4 separate regions of the Mus musculus genome follow, and regions 1, 2 and 3 are each linked to region 4. The links are chromatin loops, found by intact Hi-C in ENCODE. Cell type or tissue: left cerebral cortex. All regions are shown on one strand. Region 1 overlaps Sugct (succinyl-CoA glutarate-CoA transferase). Region 2 has its middle 410 kb from the start of Gm31711. Region 3 overlaps Sugct (succinyl-CoA glutarate-CoA transferase). Region 4 holds the start of Inhba (inhibin beta-A).

The links. Peaks named below come from ENCODE experiments on the same cell type or tissue, not always from the same donor. Only the 100,000 strongest peaks of a DNase experiment are listed, where the experiment ranks them.
Region 1: a loop joins it to region 4, with 2.9 times the contacts of the local background. A loop is called at or near these places in 15 of 42 quality-filtered maps.
Region 2: a loop joins it to region 4, with 4 times the contacts of the local background. A loop is called at or near these places in 4 of 42 quality-filtered maps.
Region 3: it touches region 4 in a loop (7-fold over the local background); 7 of 42 quality-filtered maps call a loop at or near these places.

Annotation. Positions count from the first base shown.
Region 1 is chr13:17,027,552-17,030,051 of GRCm38, forward strand. The region is part of intron 12 of Sugct (succinyl-CoA glutarate-CoA transferase); the gene reads right to left. Among named protein-coding and RNA genes, the nearest start is that of Gm25020, 180 kb to the right of the region's middle. In left cerebral cortex, a CTCF peak has its summit at 1,293 (motif pointing left); a DNase peak (open chromatin) is centred at 1,284.
Region 2 is chr13:16,667,364-16,669,863 of GRCm38, forward strand. No RefSeq gene overlaps it. Among named protein-coding and RNA genes, the nearest start is that of Gm31711, 410 kb to the left of the region's middle. In left cerebral cortex, no CTCF peak of the experiment used is centred here; DNase peaks (open chromatin) are centred at 1,515 and 2,114.
Region 3 is chr13:16,976,603-16,979,102 of GRCm38, forward strand. All of the region lies in intron 12 of Sugct (succinyl-CoA glutarate-CoA transferase), which reads right to left. Among named protein-coding and RNA genes, the nearest start is that of Gm25020, 230 kb to the right of the region's middle. In left cerebral cortex, no CTCF peak of the experiment used is centred here; DNase peaks (open chromatin) are centred at 1,343 and 1,909.
Region 4 is chr13:16,011,162-16,013,661 of GRCm38, forward strand. Inhba (inhibin beta-A) reads left to right here and starts at 690. Exons shown (of 5, transcript NM_008380.2): 1 at 690-929; 2 at 1,039-1,225. It also overlaps the pseudogene B230303A05Rik. In left cerebral cortex, a CTCF peak has its summit at 1,227; DNase peaks (open chromatin) are centred at 195, 751, 1,232 and 1,764; H3K4me3 peaks cover 1,745 bases; H3K27ac peaks cover 1,826 bases.

The DNA.
Region 1 (2,500 bases), 1.0 Mb after region 4:
GAAGAAAAGCACAATGATATAGTTAGTGATGGTGAAACCAGCAAATAAAATAACTGAAGCAATTTTATATACAGCTGGCACTTCCCAGAGGAATATTCAAATTGGACATTGGTAGATGCTTTGTGACGAGCAGGACTTTCATGAGCTATAAGACATTGAAGTAGGATTACTTTTGTCTCAATTCAGTTTAAGGGCCAGAAGTTAAACATGAAGTGGCTGTGTTTTCAGACAACTTTTGTAATTTTTCCAGGGCAGAGGTGGAAATCAAATTTGAGATCCTTAACAGCTACTTCATGGGTATGAAGTCAGAATGTGGTGGCATTTATACAGAATAGTACCCTTGGCCATGGAGGTGGGGAAAAATGTTTCTGTCATCCAGCTTTATAACTGAGACTTAAGGAGAGTGGCTAAGATGGTAAGTCTGGTCTGGTCTGGTCTGATATGGCATGGCATAGTATGGTATGTCATGATAAGTAGATAAGTATGGTATGGTAGGTGTGGTATAGTACAGTTGGGTAGGGTAGATATGAAAGGGAGTAGGTACGGTATGGTAGATATGGTACAGTGAGGTAAATATGGCATTGTATGGCATAGTATGCTAGCACACTTAGAGCATTTAGGTCTGAGTAAATGCTAATGTTCCAGGTAAAGGACAGCTGTTGCCTGAACCAAGACTGCAAGCGATCTGTGGAAGCACAGTGAGACGAATGCCAGCAACACCACAGGCAGCTAGAGTCCTCAGCCAGTCCCTTAGTGTCACCAAGTAGGGCTCTCCTTGCCCTTCCCGTCTACTCTGCCTGCTCATGTTCCTCTCCTAGTGAGTAACTAGGGTGATAAGTTGTGGTGAACAGGTAAGGAAGTGGGAAAGAACTAACAATGCCCTACTTCCCCAACTAGCCTCCAATTGTAGACTTTTGCACTTAAAATTGGCCCTTGCTGAGGGAAAATAGACATTCTAATTATAAAACAAACTCATAGAGTTTTGTCATTTAATTGCAGTTGATATCTGAATTACATTTTATACGAATTTACTTTGGCTCACAAATTGCAATGGATTCAACCCATAATCTACCAGCCGTTTGCTTTTCAGCCTATGACAAGGAAGACCATCACAGAGGAAGTGGTTGCAATAAATCTGCCAACATCACGGTGGTGGCGAGGTGAAACAGAAAGGAAGAGGAGGAGCCAAGTTCCCAATGTTCCCTTCTAGGGCACACTACCAAACAACCCAGCTTCCTTCCACAGACTTTCTTCTACAGCATCCACTGTCTCCCAACAGCACCACCTGCTGGAACCCAACATTAACACAAAGGATTTGTGAAGACAACTCTGTCAGCATTTTCTGAATTCAGCTTTCTAAATCAGCTCTAGGGAAATGTAAACCCTGCATATGTGTGCCAAGGACACTCATTCTGGGTTAGAGAGCTGCCACCCCAGGGAAGAGAATCCCTGCTTTACTGAGATTCCTTCAAAGGCTGAATGTTGAAATGTTTTCTCTAAGACTAATCTAAAGTTGGTAGCTCTAATAAATTTAAGAAAAGAAACCAATGTTCTCTCATGTTATATGTGCAGCATTTCTGACAAGTAGGAGTTTACTTTCGAGCTAGGTTTTATACTACAGTAAACTCTGCTTTTCTCTACAGGGATGATGAGTAGTGCTCATCCCATGCTACCTGATACTCTGCGAGGTTTGAGAAGCACCCAACAACAAATTAAAAAATTAAGTCAGCATATGTGTCATACACAGTGTGAGCTGGGCACTGAGGTTGCTATGATGAGCTGCAATATACTTTATTTTGCTAGAAAAGTGGGGAGATACATCAGTCCTTTAAAGAAATCACTTGTAGCTAAGTGAAGATAGGTTACTTTTTAAGCATACCATTCCTATGAGCTTCTTCATTGGTGTTGGTGTTGTTCCTTTAACAAATAGTATATTCTAAAACTGATGAGTGTCTAGCAATCATATATTATCAACAAGTGGTAGTTCCATGTACTAAATCCAACAAAGTCAAAGCTAGTTTCCAGTGCTTTCAAAATTGAGCTGCTTGCTCAGTCAACAGACCTTGGTTTCTCTGTGTTGAAGACAATCCTTAATTACTGAAGTGACTAAGAACTGAAACATAAAGTCTTCTGCCTTAGTGCTTTTTCTTTCTCAGAAAACAGAAATGTGTAGGCTACTCCAAGGAACCTTTATGACTTTGGATACTTTGTTTAAAAGGCTTGTAAAACTCTAATGATTTTGGACATAGAGAAAAAGTTTAATCATACTTTCAAGTTGTAAATTCTTCATACTACCAACCTACTGGTAAAATATATCTATTAGTACAATAGTGGCATGACTGTTAAGGAAGTAACCAACTGATCACTGCTTGGAATAAGGCTCACTCCACAAGAAGAAATTCCTGTTTGGTATTGTAAATCCAATAAAAACTATGGCCTGGTTGAGGAGAAGATAGGCCCCAAGTAAAGACTTCCTTCTCTGTTTAATTAAATTGACATG
Region 2 (2,500 bases), 660 kb after region 4:
TCTTGTTCTGGAAACCAATTTAACTGAATGGTGCTTATAAACTCGATGATAGTTTTCAAAAAACCCTAGTACTGATGAAAATTTGGTTGTGTAGAAGTATAAAATTATTGTTATTCAGATATAAAGGATCAATAATGTGTTTTGTAATCCTGAAAGGTGTCAGTTGCTGTCTTCTTAGTTCCCCTCTTCCCTCAGTTCCCTTCTTTTCGTCATCCCCTTAGTTTCTGGGGTCTTCCTTTGGTTTCTTAATCTATATCTTATCGATAACCCGAGGAATGGCTTCAAGTCTTACTTTTGCACTGGTACTTTCAAATGTATACTTCCTTCTAATTTTTCAGAATTTAATTTTCATCTCTGTATTTCCTGTCTTTCATCATATCCCAACTTAAAGTGCCCCTTGCTCCATATCCAAGGTAATATAATTCCCCATGTAAACTAATAACTATTCCAATATTAAAGTTACATGGGTTTTATGTACTGCCAACTCTTTTTATTTGTTCTTCACCTTCACCTTTCCTAACCAATCCCTTTATCCTGCCAATGTAAACTTCACAGTTTTTTCATCTTTGTCTGGTTACTTTAATAATTTCTCTCTTATTTTTTGCTGTTGAGTAGTGCAGTTAAGAAGGTTCTTTGGAATTATTAGGAGATCAAGAATTTTGTTCCTTTAAGTAGCCAAATACCACTAAGTTACTAACCCTTTAAATTAAACAAAGTCATGCTGTTCCCTGGATTTTTGTACTTTCTGAATTTGGCTTTTGATATCTCTACCAGTCACTGCTGAATATCACTCATGCAGTCAGTAACTTTTACTTGGCCTTACTCAGTAAATGACTTCTATACTATATTAAAGGAGGGAAAGTGGACATGTATACAGGCATAGACTCTGACCCTATTTTCTTCCTTGACATGTGTCAGATATTGCTTGCCTGAAGATACAAGAAGTTTGGAAAAATACCTACAGACTTTGGTGATTTCCCATTCATCTTACTTATATGTGAAAACTAGTCATTTTCTTACCATGAGTTTCTGAGTGGAATAAGTGTCGATGGCATAAATACAATCTTACTATAGCAATATATTCCTAAGTAGGAAATTGCCAACTAACAAGCTTCATCAAAAATAAGCCTCACACTACTTTTATATTTGGTCTTGTTTCCTAGAACATAAAATAGTCCTTCAGAAAGGTCAATAAACTACCACCCGAGAAAAATAACTAGGGACATGAAACTCAAGCATACCAGTGGGAAGGAAATAACATTTTATCCCATCTCCAATCAACAACATTTGATCCATTTATCAAAATGTGCACAGAATCTACAAAGAAATTAGCGAAAGACCAGTATCTTCACACCTTCTTCAAATAAAAGTCATAATCAGATCACAATATGCAAGAAGGAGTTATGGTCTTTGAAAAGAATTCCAGGTCTCTGACATGTCAGTGAGTCATTCCCAAGTTTTAGAGGATATGTTGGGTGGTAGGACAGAGTGGGTTGCTGCTATCTACTCTGTTTTCAAGTATGGAGCCATATGGACAGCTCAAGTTTGCTCATGGAATGTGGGCTTAGCTTGGATCTGAGGCTTATTCATGTCTCAGAAAGTTTGCTGTGGTCTGTGGCAGGACAGAGACTAGAGTACTGCATTAAGAAGTAATTATTTTTTTTTGCCTTTTTTATTAGATATTTTCTTTATTTACATTTCAAATGCTATCCCGAAAGTTCCCTATACCCTCCCCCTTCCCTGCTCCCCTACCCACCCACTCCCACTTCTTGGCCCTGGCGTTCCCCTGTACTGGGGCATATAAAGTTGCAAGACCAAGGGGCCTCTCCTCCCAATGATGGGCAACTAGGCCATCTTCTGCTACATATGCAGCTAGAGACATGAGCTCCGGGGGTACTGGTTAGTTCATATTGTTGCATGGGGGAGGGGTTCCTTTCCCCTGGATTATATAAAAGAATAGAATCTAGAGCTATTTAAATCTACCTCAAGAGAGAGGGTATTCAGAAGAAAGGGAATCCATCAGAAGAAACTGGACATGGAAAAGACCATCTGAGAACAGTAAGTGGGAACGGGCCAGCTGGCTATAGCACACTAGTGAAATAAAAACTTGGGGAGAAGGAGAGAAGCTAAACATACCTCTTGCCAGATGGTGGGTGCCTTCCCAAAATAGGCTTTGACTAAGAAGGAGTGGAGTAATCTACCCTTGAAATGAAAATTTAAATGACATATATTGTCTGCTTTTGGACATACTACTTTATCAATTGACAGGTTTCCATTTTAACTTGTTCTTAGAGCTGTCTATCTGTTTGAGTAGTAAAGTGTTGATAATCAGAAAAGTCTACTAACACTCTATATCCTGAAAAGGAAGGAGACAAAACAAAGTGGGTTTTGTCTACATTTTGTGTTTTGTCTCATTTTTTGGACATAATTTTCACATGCTGATTTTCATTTGGATTACTGAATTTATTTCAATGATACTTTATCAAATACTTACTATACA
Region 3 (2,500 bases), 970 kb after region 4:
AGAGGAGGCCATGGGAGATATACATGCACTTCTGTCCATCTGTTCAGTGGAATTAGGAAGTCATTTCAATGTGAAGAGTGAGTCTGTGTCCAAGAGGCAAGTCACAGCTGGAGGTGTAAGATACAAGACTATTAAGATAATCACATGAGTATAGTCAAATGATAAAGAGTCTAGGAAAGACCCAGGTTAGGAAATTGAGCATGGAGGTTTACCCAGTGATATTTTCTATGATGAAAAGACTTTACAGGTTCTCAAGAATAGGGTTCTGATGAGGGAACACAAAAAGAGCCAAACACCTCATGCTAGAATGCTGAGTAGGTTCTTCTGTGCTGAGACCAAGATCGTCCTTTCAGTGTTCCCTTAGGGAAAAAAGTAGGCATAGCTTGGGATATGACCTAAGGCCATAGGTCAGTTACTACTACAGTATCTCACCAGGAGCATATGCCTGATACACCTGAGTGCTTTGGTATTTGACTACATAGCCTGGAAATGGGGGTTAAATTCTTGTTATTGTTCAAGAATCTAAAATCTGCTATATATAATCAATATATATAATCTGCTTTACCTATTATTAAGAGTAGGCCATGATGGCTTGAGGCCAGACTCTGCAATGTAAAAGTTGAGTTACTATAAGACAAAACATTTATTTTAAACAACTAGAAGAATACAAAATGGGAGATTGCATCTTTAGCAACTAAATTGTAAACTGTGTTTCCTTACCTGAGGGTAGTCCTCTCTTTCTATCCTGTACATGATAGAAGCATTTCAGTGGTGCAACACACTTAAGGACTTTGAGTTCATACCAGAACAACAGTAATAATGGTTCCATAGCATTTTGAGATTCAGATTTAGTGAACCATATTGTTACCATAATGTATTTATAAAAGGTGAGGGTGTGTGGAATAAGAGCCAATAAAAACATATTCTTCCATAAAAAAAAAAAAAAACCTATGGAGAGATAGGACTGATATCTACTTATCTACTTCTAATGAGCATTTGGGTTACACTATGACATAAGTCATCATTAAGATGACTTCATGGGTAGCCTTTTAAGATTAGATGTCTGATTCTGCTGTGCTCAAGTATTCTGGTATCCAATAAGGTTGTGTGAGGAATAGCCACTGTTTCGGAGAGTAACTCTCTAGCAAGAATTCAACCCCCATCATTCAGGCCAATGCTACACCATATGGAAAGCCTTGCTAGCAATGCCTTGCTTTTCTTTTGGCATTACCAGGTTTGTACACACGAGCTGGCCAGAGAAAACCCTTGCCAGTGTTAGAACTGTGCTATAATTTAATTCTAGTGTGGCTCATTCTCAGCATCCACCCAGCACAGCCTCCTTCTCTGTGGGGGTGGGGGCTAAATGCCAGCCGGAGGTGCTAAATCTCAGTTCTGCTGAGGACAGGAACAAAAATACCAAGCTAAATTTCACTCGAAACAATTATCCGCACACTGAATCATTCTTCTCTTCTCGTATCTCTGTTGCCCTCCTGACTACCTCTTTGTAATAGCGCTGCAGTGCTACTCACAAAAGACAAAAGTGAGTGTTCTTAGCTAAATATAACTTAACTGATAGCATTGAAATTAATTAACGCTGAATTTTAATCACGTAGCAAATGTTAAGTGTCAAACGTGAAAGGGTAGTTGGTAAAGGTCAAGGGACATGTGTCAGAGTTTTGTGAAGCAGAAGCTAGAGGCAGTTGATTGAAATATTTCACAGAAGCAGCACTAGGGATCACACTTCTTTTACCTCTAACTTGACTGCTATCTGCACGTAGTAGTTCCTAGTTGAGACATTTACCAGATCAATACTTAGCTTTAAGCAAAAATACAAATTTGTCTGATGTTTGGCATGAGAAACTGACCTGCCATTTCTCATTGTCATTTGCTGTGACATCTGGACAATGAAGCCAATCCGCAGGACTGAGCTTTGATCCATACAAAAAGCTGGCTTGACTGCATCTCTTGGCAGACACTCTCCTTTTAGTGTACAGTATGGAACTGGTAAGATTCCATAGGCTTTTCTCTTGGCCCAGGTCTTATGGTCCCAGAGACAGTACTGTCCCTGGAAAAAACTGCTCAATGACCTAGAATCTTAGGTAATTCTCCCGTATTGTTTGTGGAGCTTTTCCCAGCATCGTTTTCAAATAGTTCTGAAGTCAGAAGACTATCTTAACATATATCTCACCCAGGACCTCCAGTGTGTTGTCTCAACAAGGTTTCATTGGAAACTAAGGCATGCCTCCTGCCAGCTCTTCTCAAACATTTCCTTGGAAAGAGTTAGTAAATGGCTCATCTTCCTTCTCTCATCTAGCCAAGACTCCAGTATCTAAAATTTTAATTAAAAAAAAAATTAAATAAATATTTTCTGTATTATGGCCACCAAAAATGGACCAGAGAATCTTCAGAGACATAATATAGTTTTTTTTTAAGTATATATATTGTGGCCGGGGGTACACCTGAGAGTTGATATCCATGAAGGCCAGAAGAAATAGAATCC
Region 4 (2,500 bases):
CCCTGAGTTATCAGCAGCTTGTCTGTGCCTCTGAACCACCAGCCTCCTGTCATTCAGTTGAATCAGAGGACACTTGTCAGTCACCTGCTTAAGGTGTCCACATTCTCTGGCTTGCATGTTTCACTGAATCACAGGATCTGTGAGCAGCAGCTAACCACAGAGTCAGAGTCGTGGAAAACGGCTTCCTTTCCAAGCCTGTCTCCTTGCTTCAGGGATAGTGAGGGAAGAGCGATTAATAGCCTGCATGAAAGCTTAAGGACATACGGTTTGCTTGAGAGGAAAAGTGAATATTCTCACGACTTGATCTCTGCCAACTTTATATGGGCCCAGCTGCTGCACAGGGCAAACACACTAGTCCAGAGTTAGCTATGCCCCTAAGATGTGTGTCACCACAAGCCACCGGCCAGCACTGAAACGCAGGTTTCCCTCATCCACACAAAGGAGCTCTATCCTCAAAGGAACTTTGTTTCTTGACCAGCTCACTAATTGTGATTGAAAACACCAGCTCCCCAGCAATGCTCACGCATCCGAGTTAGCAGAAACAAGACAGGCCCTAATTGCTCCATTTACATAAAAGTAGAAACATACAACTTCTAAATATAAATCTCTGGCACATCTCTTCTTTTGCAATTACAGTAAAATAAGGTACCAGTTTCCCTCCGGGCTCCTCCTCACAGCAAGCTGCTCCCGGGGTTCGCTAGTGGCTGCTCCTCCAGGCAGCACCGGGCCAGCGTGGAGTTGGAGCTTTGTGAAGTAGCCAGTAAATCAGAACGCCTCCGCTAGGTGCAGAGCGCGGTGGCAGCGGGCCACTCTGCCAGTGCGGTAGTCGGTGGGACCGAACTCTACACTCGGGAAGGGGCAGTCTGCGGGTGCGGGGCCTGAGCTGCCGCTCGCCTCCGTTGGCCAGGAGACCGGCAGCCCCACTGCAGGTCCTGGTCCCTGACATTCCCTGGCACCGAGGGCTGGGATCAGAGATTCCCGGCTGCACTCACTGAACAGTGATTTTTTTTTTTTCTTTCCCCTCCCTGAATTCTTTAGCTGCCAAAAGGGGGGGAAAAATCAAGAGCTGCGCTTTTAAACGAAGTTGCCCTTGCTGGTGTTCAGGGTAAAAATAGAGGCGGCCGCTTGGACCAGCTTGGCCCCTGAGTCCAGGCGTCCCGCGAGCCGGGCTGGAGCTGCGCATTCGGGAGTGATCCCTGGAAACTGCCAGCAGGTGCTGCTCAAGGTACGGTGGCAAGCTGAAAAGGGACAGGGCCTGGGTGCAGGGAGTCTCCGCGGGAGGGGCAGGAAGTGAAAGAGAAACCAACCCCGCTCAGAGCTGCGCTGACCAGCGCACGCCCTGGGCCCTGGAATTCAGCTGGGAAACGCTGATCCTCAGCCCAGAATATTCCACAGAAGCATTTTAACCTACCTGCTTCCTCCACCACCCCCACCTGGATTTCCATGGAGGAGAGGAGGCTTTCCCAAAGTGGTTCCAGCTCTGAGGTTGGGGGAGATTCAGCTACGTCATAGCTGCTAGACTGGCTTAGCAGGTTGGCACTTTCAGGGTGTCAAAGGCCAACAGGGTCTCAGAGTGACCCTGTGTGAGGCGGCCCCTGCAGTCAGGGTCTTGAACATTCTTATGACACACATGCTTAAGAAACTACAGGGATGCTCCGAAATAACATTCTTTTGTGACCACTGAGTTTTGATCCTGAAATTATACATCCCACTTTATAGATGGAAACACTGAGGCTTGAGTTTAAATTAGGAGGGCGCCCCGGAGCTGGGGTCTGATTCGGGCACTTTTCTGTGCCAAGCCAGTCTACAATCTACATTCGGGTGCAAGTGGGACTTTCCCTGAAGTTATGTGTGAGGCAAGAAATGAGTTTAGATGCTCAGGGATTCTTATCAAACAGCATGGAAGTGCCTCTCTTCCAAAGGTTTATGTTCACCCCGGGGTTGGGGTTGGAATGGAAATGACTATCACTGATTATCTTTCTGTCTTTGCCACCCATATTCCTGTCATTTTCCCCTGCAACTTTATTTCCTACTTCAGTTCTCTTATGCGGATCTTAGAATACTCCTTCCCCTTGCCCCTCCCCTTCCCCCACATATAGCTAGCATCCACACTTTGAAAGCCCTCAAGAGAGACCCTTTCACAGACAGCTCCTGGTGTCATAAAGAAACCTTCCCCACTTCACATCAGGAGACCAGAGCCTCTACAGTTTGCTTATGGGCACAGTGAAAAGTTTATTTTATGCATCTTAAATCCGGCACACGAAACAACATATCTGGTCATATGGCTTTCATTAGTCCCCAGTTTTGCACGTTTTATCCAACTTGTCATAAGAACCTGGTCAGTGCCTTAGCTGTACTTCGCCCCGAGAACAACAGCCCTTCTTCACTGTGCTTATCGGGGCATTCGTCTCTCTCTATGTTATCTCCCTGCCAGTGTGACCCAGGCAAAAGAAAACCCAAACCTAACTTTACTTCTATTTTAAGGAGAGTTCACTTCTTT